Regions from separate parts of the Homo sapiens genome. Here all the other regions are linked to region 3. Evidence: chromatin contacts called from ENCODE Hi-C or POLR2A ChIA-PET data. All regions are on one chromosome and are shown on one strand. The core of a region is the stretch at or near the end of the contact, and the rest is flanking DNA. Distances in the headings are between cores, read along the strand shown. Region 1 overlaps CAP1 (cyclase associated actin cytoskeleton regulatory protein 1). Region 2 overlaps SMAP2 (small ArfGAP2). Region 3 overlaps RLF (RLF zinc finger). Region 4 has its middle 38 kb from the start of CAP1.

Region 1 (2,721 bases), core at 164-2,663, 170 kb after region 3:
GGGAGGGAGGGAGGAAGGATTCACTAACCGTTTTGCTCCAGGCCAGTCCGGTGGTATGGAACTCCTTAATGTAAGCCTGCAGCTCTGTCCATATACTTAAATAAGCTTTGACCCAGTCTACATGCTTCTTATCCCTGGGAGGATTAAAGAAGAACTTGTCACAGGTGATCCGGGTACATAACAGTGGTGACTCCAGAACCCTTCTTTCCTATGGGCTCACATTCTCCTACCCGTGGTGTTTCTTAGGCTCCGCTCAATGGCAGCTTTTCTATCATCACCAGCTTCTATGTATATACAACCTAGTCTATTACCCTAATCAGACCAAACTCCACTAAGATAGAGACTCTGGATTCTATCTCTATCTCTCATAGCAATGTTTCTCAAACTGTTTTAAGTACCAAAACTTTTTTTTTTCTTTTGACCACTTGCTGCTTATTGAAACTTTTTTCAAAGTAGACCTTAAACACAATCTAATATGTAAAACTGATAAAAGCAGACATTCTGTGCATAAAACCATGGTAGAGAGGAGAGCTCTTAAGTATCACTGTGGAACTCTAAAGACTAAGAAACTTAACTGCCTTATGAGACAATGCCTTATGTCAAAATATGCCCACCCTGACCAAAAGCAAACTTAAAAACTTTCCCTTAGGGGGAAACAATCAGCCTTAAATTATAGAAATAGCATTGTGCCTACGGTTCAAGTCCCCTCTCTTCTTATGTATTAACTGGGAAGGTTATTTAGCCTAAGACCTAGTTTCCTCAACTGTAAAGTGATGGGATAATGGTGGGATATATCAAAACACTGTCATGCTTAATTCCATGTTGCTAGAAGGATAAGGAAGTGCCTGTTGTTCTGGGACACATTTCACTCACAGGAAGGTGTAGTTTTCCTTAAAAAGAGTAGTTAATAAATGTTTGTTGATTGATGAAGGATGGAAGAAAGGAAAGGCTTGTGTAGATATGCAACTTAATAAATTTTGCCTGCAATCATTCCAGCTCAAAACCAGCAATGGAGAAGTCAGAACTGGTAGACGTATGTGGTTAGACATGCAATGACTGCCCTACGTAATACCTGCATTGGCTAGGCAGCCTTACTCTCACTTTAACTGACTTCATGAAAAATTTCTATTAAGTCCTATTGAACCCTTTGCCATTGGGCCAGTAACAAATTCTCAACAAAGGAACAAAATCTTATATAAAGGGCATTAGTCCATGTTACTGCCAGCAAAACTTCCTAAACCCAGAAGGGTAAGGATCAGAAGACTAAAAGGGCCTCTACCAAAAAAGGAGAGAAAGCAGAAGTGGAAGCAGAAGTATTTCCTGCTTGCAAATGCAGCTGTGAGACAATATCTGTAAAGCTCTCCAGAAAGCAGCCCTGAGATAAAACCAGCACAGTGGCTAAGGGCAGCCCTCAGTAACTCCAAAGTGCTACTCCAGCAAGTAACCAAATGGGTTTATCCTTTACCCCTTGAGAAAAAGCTGAACTTGGCTGGGCACAGTGGCTCACACCTGTAATCCCAGCACTTTGGGGAGACCAAGGCAGGAGAATCATTAGAGACCAGCCTGGGAAACAGTGAGACCTCATCTCTACGAAAAAATTAGAAAATTAGCCAGGCATGGTGGAGCGTGCCTGAAGTCCCAGCTACTTGGAGGACTGAGGTGGGAGGATTGTTTGAGCTGGGAGGTTGAGGCTGCAATGAGCTGTGATTGTGCCACTGTACTTCAGCCTGGGTGACAACGCAAGACACTGTCTCAGAAAAGAAAAAAAGAGAGAAAAGGCTGAACTTACACATCTTTGTACTCTTTGAGGACTCGGTTTGTATAAAACATGGCGGCATCATTCATTTCTTTCACATAAGGGCCAGGCTTGGGAGCCTAGAGAGAGACAAGCTGTCAGTGACTCAGGACCTCTCCAACTATATTGCCTTCCCTCTTAAAATCTATACCCACCCCCAGCCCTGGAATCTGCGCTGCTCACCATAGCCACCCAGCCCAGGGCCTGGATACTTTCGCTGACAGCTGACAGGTGATTAAACAACTTGCTGCCTCGGTTCTTCTCCCGAAAGGTTATCACTTCTTTGATCTGCTCTGAGATGGGTGCCAACAAATCGGAAAGCTTATTCTAGGAAAAGATACAAGAAAAGATTCAGGTTAACATCTTTCCACAAAGGTGTCTATGCCTTCTGATCCTGAAGGCAAGAATTCTCTATGGACTCTAGTGAGCACCCAAATAAACTGCATGAGTCCTGTCCTGATTCCTAAGGCTAAAATACTGCTCATCATCTCACTCTCCTCGTAGAGTTCCAACTCCTCAGGCTGCACCTGATGGTTCTTCATGATCAGGACCCATACTTCAGCTATACCACAGAACCTCCATTTCAGCCACCTGTCTCTTTTTTGTTCCACTCAGAGGACATACACTCAGGACATCATTCCTGTGCCTTACTCATGATGTTCTCTTTTTTTCCCATGAATCCAAATTTTCCTCATGCTTCATGAGGGCCCTCCAACCCAGCCACACCAGCCTCCTACAGCATTTGTTGTCAGCATAACCAATCTTGGCATTTTATCACTCACCAATACAAACTATTAATGGACCCATGTGAATATGTTTTACTTTCTCATTAATTCTTCAAAGACGAGCTCTTTTATCATCATGAAAGCCCCCAATGCATTGCCAGCCATATAGTAGCTGCTGTAAAGAACTGATGAATCAAATGC
Region 2 (2,700 bases), core at 109-2,608, 170 kb before region 3:
GACCTGTTGCATGTATTTTGACAAGTTTCTCTAGGGCTTATGTCTCCATTTGTAAAATGAAAAGCATATACGTAATATCCAACTTATATTCAACATCTGGACAGCTTCTACATACGGAGTAACTACTGCTGCAAATTCCTCTTGCTGCTGAAACTTCCCCCACCACCAAAGCTGCCAGGATTAGAGGGGCTCTGGGATTGACAACTCAGCAGACAGAAAAGGGGAACTAGCGTGATGGAGGACTTCAAGCTACTACTAATATTATAATAATTATATCATTGAGTTCTAATCTATGGAGTTCCAAACAAATAAATATTGAGGAGGAAAAAACATTGATAAATTGATGGCTACCTATATTTAGACCTGCTGGCATAACGGACCTGTCAAAAAGTTCAACGGGCAGGCTACGCGAAGGGAGAGAACTTTCCCATCTTCCATCCAAATCCTGTGGAATCTATCTTGGAAACTTTTCCAGAATCTATCCATTTCTACCTAGACCTCATGTCTCACCTATAAGCATTCGTTCTTTTTTGTGTGTGTTTGTTTGTTTTGAGACGGAATCTCGCTCTGTCACCCAGGCTGGAGTGCAGTGGCGCGATCTCGGCTCACTGCAAGTTCCGCCTCCCGAGTTCACGCCATTCTCCTGCCTCAGCCTCCCGAGTAGCTGAGACTACAGGCGCCCGCGATCACGCCCGGCTAATTTTGTTTTTGTATTTTTAGTAGAGACGGGGTTTCACCTTGGTAGCCAGGATGGTCTCGATCTCCTGACCTAGTGATCCGCCCTTCTCGGCCTCCCAGAGTGCTGGGATTACAGGTGTGAGCCACCGCGCCCAACCAGCATTGGTTCTCTTAACATTATTTATTGTGTACCTATGTGCCAAGCAATTTGCCTGCTAAGTACTGGGGATACAAAGGCAGAGAAAATAAGGATGAGATTCCTCAATTCAAAAAGCTCACAGACTAACAAGCAATTAGTCTCCAGAATCCCACCACCAGAATAATCTTTCTAAAACACAAATCTGTACAGATCACACCTCTAAATATAAACCTTCCATGTAGTCTCATACACAAAGGTAAATATGTAAATTGGTGCACATTTTCTGAATAGCATATTCCAAACTAAGCTCTCAATCTCTTGCTACAAAATCTCTTCCTTTTTTCTTCATCTTAGTCAACTACACCTCCATCCATTCCATTGCGTCAGTCAGAAAATTATGCATCATGAAACCTCTCTCCTTCAGCCCCCACATCACCAAGACAAAAATATCTGTCAAATCAGTATCTCTTCTCTCCATCTGTATCACTATTTCTGTAATCTAAAGCCACCAGACTCTTTCGGACCACTGCAATAACCTCCTAATAGCTCTCTCTCCACTTTTACATTCTCTTCTCCCTTGAGCCCAAACCAAAACCATTCTCCACCAAACAGCCAACTTGAGCTCTTAAAGAAGCAAAGCCACATTGTGCTGCTTAAAATTCTTCTATTACTATTGGATTAAATAACAAAATCCTTAACATAGTTTCCAAGGTCTTAAAGGTCTAGCCCATGCCTCCTTCCGCAGCCTCTCAATTCCTATGGTAGCAGCCTTCTTTCATTTCCTCAAGGGACCAACATGTTCCTTCCTCAGGGCTTGCTGGACTTTGTACATGCTGCTCCTGCTGCCTAAAAAAACTCTTTCCCTAACTGCCAAATGCCACTTGCAGCCTGGCCAACTCCTATACATCACAAGGGTCTCAGCTGAAATGTTTCTTCCTCAAAGGAGTCTTTCCTTGGCTCCCCAGTCTAAACCCGACTGTAACATCTCTTCTACCCTTTCTTTTGGTTTTTACCTTACAGAAAATTTCAAACAAACGAAAGCAGAGCATAATTAACCATGAGCTTCAGCAATTATCAACTCCTAGCCAATTTTGTTTCAGCTATACTCCCACCCACTGCCCCTCAACTCCAACCTGGATTATTCTGAAGCAAATCCTAAATATCATACCATTTCATCTGTATATACTTCAGCATATATCTCTAAAAGATAAGGACTTTTTTTTTAAAGGTTATGAACTTTCATTTACCCTTTACTCTTTTTTTCACTCTTTCTTTTCTTTTCTTTTTTTTTTTTTGAGACAGGGTCTTACTCTCTCACCCAGGCTGGAGTGCAGTGGTGCGATCATAGCTCACAGCAGCCTTGGGCTGTCAGGCTCAGGCAATCCTCCCACCTCAGTCTCCCAAGTAGCTGGGACTAGATGCATGAGCCACCACGCTCAGCTGAATTTTTTATTTTTGTAAAGATGGGTCATTGAGTGGTGTTAAGAGTCAGGAAAAAAAAAAAAGAGAAAGAAAGAAAAGAAAAAAAAAAGAAATGGGCCAGGCACGGTGGCTCACGCCTGTAATCCCAACACTTTGGGAGGCAGAGGTGGACAGATGACCTGAGGTCAGGAGTTTGAGACAAGCCTGGCCAACATGGTGAAACCCCATCTCTACTAAAAATACAAAAAAAAAAAAAAAAAAAAATAGCCACACGTAGTGGCACATGCCTGTAGTCCCAGCTACTTGGGAGGCTAAGGCAGGAGAATCACGTGAGCCCAGGAGGCGGAGGTTGCAGTGGGCCGAGATCCCACCACTGCACTCCAGCCTGGGCAACAGAGCAAGGCTCTGTCTGAAAAAAATAAAAATAAAAATAAATCAATGAAATAAAAAAGAGACAGGGT
Region 3 (2,962 bases), core at 413-2,912:
TGGCTCACACCTGTAATCCCAGCACTTTGGGAGGCCGAGGCAGGCACATCACTTGAGGCATGGAGTTTAAGACCAGCAGGGCCAACATGGCAAAACCCCATTTCTAATAAAAATACAAAAAATTAGCCAGGCATGGTGATGCAGGCCCAAAGCCCCAGCTACTTGGGAGGCTGAGGCATCAGAATCCCTTGAACCTGGGAAGCGGAGGTTGCAGTGAGCTGAGATCACGCCACTGCATGCCAGCCTGGGCAACAGAGTGAGACTCCGTCTCAAAAAAAAGAAGATATTTGGCCTGAAGAGTAGAAGAGATGTGGACTGGTAGGTGAAAAGGGAGTGAGTGAGTGTAGAATCCCTTGCAAACTGAGACTCCAACTTTTTTTTCTTTAAAACTAGTCAAGTGTAATAGTGAGAAGGGGGAAAGAGTAGAACAGAGTTCAGTCTGTAACTGACTGTGAACAATCAATTGAGATAACTCCCTACCTTTCAGACGAGCTGAGACTCTAGCTTTTTTGAAAGAGAGGCATTACCTAGCCTGTATCAGCTAGGATCTGGTTCTGTTGTGAGTGGCAGACTTCCCACAACAGTAGTGGCCTAAAGAATATAGAAGTTTCTCCCTCTCATTTGGAATGTAGTCCAAGTAAAACAGGCCATGTTGCTTTAGTGGCTCCACAGGACTAGACCATGGGTCTCTTGACTTATTAGGATGATGTGATAGAAGTTTATCATTTGTAAGTAAGAGCAGAGAGGACTTGGGGAAAGTCAGCTAAATTTTAAAATAATTCAGTTTCTCAACAAGTTACTAACTCCTTTTGGAAGACTGTGAGGTGGACAGCAAAGAATGGCCATTCTTTCTTAAACAGCCTAATCTGGCTGGGATGGTAACATTTGAAAAATCACTAACAACATTTTTCAAAGAAAAGTAACCAGAAATACTATTATATATTCTGAACAGATATGCCAAAAAGTTACTGAAAGGAGTAGTGAATAAATGTGAATCAGGATATGCAATGTGGAGCTGAATTTTGAAGAAATTGGTGGGTCTTAAACTAGGAAGGTGAGGGATCAAGAGTGACTTGGCATACTGTTGCAAGCGCACATAGGATATAGCCAAGTCATTCAATCTTTGCTTTTTTTTTTTTTTTTGAGACAGAGTCTCACTCTGTCGCCCAGGCTGGAGTGCAATGGTGTGATCTCGGCTCACTGCCACCTCTGCCTCCCAAGTTCAAGCAGGTGGGGCAGCTTACACCTATAATCCCAGCACTTTGGAAGGCTGAGGTGGGAGAATTGCTTGAGGCCAGGAGTTCAGAACCAGTCTGGGCAACAAAGCAAGACCCTGTATCTACCACTGCTCCCCGCCAAAAAAGAAAAAGCCAGGTATAGTGGCACACGCCTGCAATCTCAGCTACTCTGGAGGCTGAGACGGGAGGATTGCTTGAGCCAAGGAGTTTGAAGCTGTAATGAGCTATGATCGCACCACTGCACTACAGCCTGGGTGACAGAGCGAGACCTGTCTCAACCAAAAACTGAAAACTAAAGTCAGAGATGGAGGATGTCAGGTTTCAAGCACCAACTTGTTGCACCCTTGCTGCTTGAAAACAGAGGTAAAGACTGAGTGTAGCTTCTAGCACCTGAGAACAGACCCTGATTGGCAGCCAGCCAGAAAACAGAAACCTTAGTCCTACAACCACAGGAACTGAAACCTGTCGATAAGAATAAGCTTTGAAGTGGATTTTCCACAGAGCCTCTGATAGAACTTAGCCTGGCAAACTACATTTTAGCCAATATGATAATCTTAGAAGAGAATCCTGCCACATTGTGCTGGATTTCTGATTTACAAAACTGAACTGATAAAAACGGACATTGTTTTAAGTATTAATTTTTGTGATGTTATTCAACAATAGAAAATTAGTACCTTTATTAAAGATTTAAACAAAACAAAATGTTCTAATGGCCAATTATAAAGTAATTGTTTAAACAGGCAAGTTCTATAGTTACCTTGAAATGTTCTTTTTTTTTTTTTTAAAAAAAAAAAGACCAAGTCTCACTCTGTCACCTAGGCTGGAGTGCAGCAGTGCAATCTTGGCTCACCACAACCTCCGCCTTCCCTGTTCAAGCGATTCTCCTGCCTCAGCCTCCAAAGTAGCTGGGATTACAGGCGCCCGCCACCATGCCCGGCTAATTTTTGTATTTTTAGTAGAGACGGGGTTTCACCAGGTTGGCCAGGCTGGTCTCGAACTCCTGAGCTCAAGTAATCCACCCGCCTTGGCCTCCCAAAGTGCTGGGATTACAGGCTTGAGCCACCGTGCCTGGCCTCTTAAAATGTTCTTAACGTGACAGGAGACACAACTTCATTCACAGTAATTAGAAATAAATATCACCTAACTTGTTTGACCATCAATTTGTTTCTGATTAATTATAGGAAGTCAATCTGGAGAAACAGTCAGATGTGGTCAATTCCATTAATCTTATTAAAACTCATTATTTCTTATCTTCCTTTAAAGGGAATTTCCTGAGAAGTTATCTTCCCACTCATTTCTTTCCTCCAGCTACAGTTAGCAGAGAAGGCATAAAGTACTCACTTCAGTTTGTATAACTCTAATGAGGCAAAATAAATGCTGCTGCGTTTTAGCTATGACACCAAACTGACGACAGCGCTCCAAAAAAGTATCTAAAGAAGGGTCAATTCTTCTTTGCAGTTTACTCCAAAAAAGAGTCAGTTCCCTATAAAAAAAGAAGATCATGGTAAAACATTTAAAGTAACTGGTATTTGCTGCCCTGCCCCCGGCAACCCAATTTTTTGATCTGTAGAAAGCTGACAGTAGAGAAAACAAAAACTAGATTAAAAGCTGTCTATATTCACCACTGCTTTCTCCCAAACTGATAAAATTGTTAAGAATCCTCCGTAACAATTCCCTGACTTCTCTCTTGTGTTTAGGGGGAAAAATAAAAACAAAACACTACC
Region 4 (2,700 bases), core at 3-2,502, 230 kb after region 3:
GTCCTCATTCATGGAACTGATCATGGTACTTATGACTTCTCTCATCCCCCACCCAATCACATTGTCTTGCCATTGATTGGCCAGCACATCAGTTGGTTTAGCGCTTTGCCAGGTAGGTTGTGGAACTCAGCCTTCAAGGTAGCACCAAATGACTCTCACCTCTTGATCCATGCCTTTGTGTAGTCCCCTCCCATATTAGGTATATCCTAGAATATTTTAGATTGTTGGAATTATAGCCCTTCCCCAGCATAGCTACATCTTCTGCTCTAAGTTGATCAGTTTCTATCACTTTAGTAAACTATTTATCTGTCTGGTTTCAGCTCTTTCTTCACTCTGGACCCTGGAGATGTTTTTTTTCTTCCAACTTCATTCTACATTTCTTTAAATTTTGGCCAGCATTTCTTTTTCTTTCTTTCTTTCTTTTTTTTTTTTTTTTTTTTTTTTTTGAGGTGGAGTCTCACTCTTGTAGCCCAGGCTGGAGTGCAGTGGCGCCATCTCAGCTCACCACAACCTCCACCTCCCAGGTTCAACCAACTCTCCTGCCTCAGCCTCCCAAGTAGCTGAGATTACAGGCACCTGCCACCACATCCGGCTAATTTTTGTATTTTTAGTAGAGAAGGGGTTTCGCCATATTGGCCAGGCTGGTCTCAAACTCGTGACCTCAGGCGATCCACCCGCCTTGGCCTCCCCAGGTGTTGGGATTACAGACGTGAGCCACTGTGCCCAGTCTGGCCAGCATTTCTAAATATTTATTACAAGAACATCTTCAGATTATATAGTCAGCAGATGTTGAATTGAATGTTCTGTGTGTTTACTTTTCTGTCTCTCCAACTAGACTACGAGCTTCATAGATTGTCTTGCTCATAATTGTGTTCCCATAAACTAGCACTGTGGCTGGTACATAGTAGGCATTCATTACATGTGTGTTGAATGAATGAATGTAACCAGGGAAGGGATGAATGCCATAACCGGACATGAATTGTCTCCTTTTGGAAGGAGTTGAGTGCATTTTTTGCTTGCATATGAGATAGTTACAAAAATAAAGAAATTAATTGATTAATGAAGATATATCAGACTTGCCCATTTAAGATTATCATTCAGAATTGTCTACTGTTGATAATGAAACCTCAAGAGTTGCATTTTACATATTATTGCTTGGCCCACAAATACAGTGGTTATTTGAGTTTTACTTCTTCTTATATGTTATTTTTAAGCCTTGAAAGTCTCCAGAGGAAGTGGAATTTGGTTATGCTGACCTAGTTATAACACTGACTCGACATGGCTTTCTCTATGTCAGGGTAATAGAAATAAAATTTATTTCTGTGAATATATCATTTGCATTGGCATTTATAGAGCTTAGTATTTAATTGATGACTATTTTAGTGATTGACTTGAAAATTTACATTGTTTAGAATAGGTATCCCTTAGACTGTGGAGTCATAGACCTGGTCAATTTCATGATCAAAAAAGAATTCTTGAATTAGACTCAATCAATTTAGTAAACTATTTCACTTTAAAAAAAAAGAATTCTCAATTGTCTTTTTCAAACATGTGTTTACCCTCATCTTCCATTTTTCTTTATTCTTTCTCTTTTTTTTTTTTTTTTTTGAGATGGAGTTTTGCTCTTGTCGCCCAGGCTAGAGTGAAATGGCACAATCTTGGCTCACTGCAACCTCCACCTCCTGGGTTCAAGCGATTCTCCTACCTCAGCCTCCCGAGTAGCTAGGATTACAGCCGTGTGCCACCACACTCAGCTAATTTTTTGTATTTTTAGTAGAGATGGGGTTTTACCATGTTAGCCAGGCTGGTCTCGAACTCCTGACCTCAAGTGATCCTCCCGTCTCGGCCTCCCAAAGGGCTGGGATCACAGGCATGAGCCACTGCGCCCAGCCATCTTCCTTTTTTCTGTAATTTCATCTACTAGGTCAGGCCAAACTCTAGGAAGCAACCTTCAATCCTCTTTTCCTCCCATCTCTCAACCCCCACCCCACCCACCTCACGTTCAATTCTTTAGCAGTCCTGTTGTCTCTCCCTTCAAAAGATATCCAGGATCCAACCACTTATCAGAAGTCCCACCTACCAACGCTAAACCCACATCATCTCCTGCCTACACCACTGCAATACCCCCTTAACTCATTTGCCTGCTTTTACTCTTGTCCCCACTATCAGCTCTCCACACAACAGCTAGGGGAACTTTTCAAAATACAAATCAGATCACATCAGATATATAGTCACAGGTCAATTTAAAAGACAGCTTCCAGCCTGGCCAACATGGCAAAACCTTGTCTCTACTAAAAATATGAAATTTAGTTGGGTGTGATGGCCAGCGCCTGTAATCCCAGCTACTCAGGAGGCTGAGACAGAAGAATTGCTTAAACCCTGGAGGCCGAGGTTGCAGTGAGCCAAAATCAGCCACTGCAATCTAGCCTGGGTGACAGAGCGAGACTCCATCTCAAAAAAAAAAAAAGATAGCTGGAAAACATAGCTTCTGTGTCATCCCTGGCTATACTATAGCAAGCCAGGGGCCATCTCATTAAAAATGGTGTGATATTCCATCCCTAGCAAATTAATTTTTTTTTTTAAAAAAAGGAGGGAGATCTTACTGCCAAGGGAACTTATAAATAACAGAGGTTGGCCTAATCATCTTGGCTCTTTTCCACACTTCATAATACAGTACAAACAACCTCTGAACAATCAGCA

Evidence for each region. A loop is a pair of places that touch in the nucleus more often than their neighbours do. ChIA-PET counts read pairs that join two places held with the same protein, here RNA polymerase II (POLR2A). Pooled maps may share reads with other maps.
Region 1: a loop to region 3 is called in a pooled map, with 2.9 times the contacts of the local background. The contact joins two enhancer-like sites. A Hi-C loop is called at or near these places in 1 of 168 maps with a recorded cell type or tissue (PC-3) and 2 of 50 pooled maps. POLR2A ChIA-PET finds 5 or more read pairs at or near these places in 9 of 52 experiments (AG04449, GM12878, HepG2 and 6 more).
Region 2: a loop to region 3 is called in a pooled map, with 5 times the contacts of the local background. The contact joins two enhancer-like sites. A Hi-C loop is called at or near these places in 1 of 168 maps with a recorded cell type or tissue (naive thymus-derived CD4-positive, alpha-beta T cell), 6 of 37 single-sample maps with no recorded cell type and 6 of 50 pooled maps. POLR2A ChIA-PET finds 5 or more read pairs at or near these places in 9 of 52 experiments (GM12878, HepG2, OCI-LY7 and 5 more).
Region 4: a loop to region 3 is called in a pooled map, with 4 times the contacts of the local background. The contact joins two enhancer-like sites. A Hi-C loop is called at or near these places in 2 of 37 single-sample maps with no recorded cell type and 2 of 50 pooled maps. POLR2A ChIA-PET finds 5 or more read pairs at or near these places in 1 of 52 experiments (activated CD8-positive, alpha-beta memory T cell).

What each region holds. Positions count from the first base shown.
Region 1 is chr1:40,063,628-40,066,348 of GRCh38, reverse strand. CAP1 (cyclase associated actin cytoskeleton regulatory protein 1) reads right to left here. Exons shown (of 13, transcript NM_006367.4): 5 at 1,979-2,122; 6 at 1,790-1,875; 7 at 29-134. Among named protein-coding and RNA genes, the nearest start is that of CAP1, 24 kb to the right of the region's middle. Within about 2 kb of position 1,413, at least 5 of the 41 ENCODE cell types and tissues checked have a DNase peak (open chromatin) inside an H3K27ac peak, as active enhancers do; they include OCI-LY7, where a contact is called at or near this core.
Region 2 is chr1:40,399,114-40,401,813 of GRCh38, reverse strand. The region is part of intron 1 of SMAP2 (small ArfGAP2); the gene reads right to left. Among named protein-coding and RNA genes, the nearest start is that of SMAP2, 27 kb to the right of the region's middle. Within about 2 kb of position 1,358, at least 3 of the 41 ENCODE cell types and tissues checked have a DNase peak (open chromatin) inside an H3K27ac peak, as active enhancers do.
Region 3 is chr1:40,231,276-40,234,237 of GRCh38, reverse strand. It overlaps RLF (RLF zinc finger), which reads right to left. Exons shown (of 8, transcript NM_012421.4): 7 at 2,580-2,721. Among named protein-coding and RNA genes, the nearest start is that of TMCO2, 15 kb to the left of the region's middle. Within about 2 kb of position 1,662, at least 2 of the 41 ENCODE cell types and tissues checked have a DNase peak (open chromatin) inside an H3K27ac peak, as active enhancers do; they include OCI-LY7, where a contact is called at or near this core.
Region 4 is chr1:40,001,868-40,004,567 of GRCh38, reverse strand. No RefSeq gene overlaps it. Among named protein-coding and RNA genes, the nearest start is that of CAP1, 38 kb to the left of the region's middle. Within about 2 kb of position 1,252, at least 2 of the 41 ENCODE cell types and tissues checked have a DNase peak (open chromatin) inside an H3K27ac peak, as active enhancers do.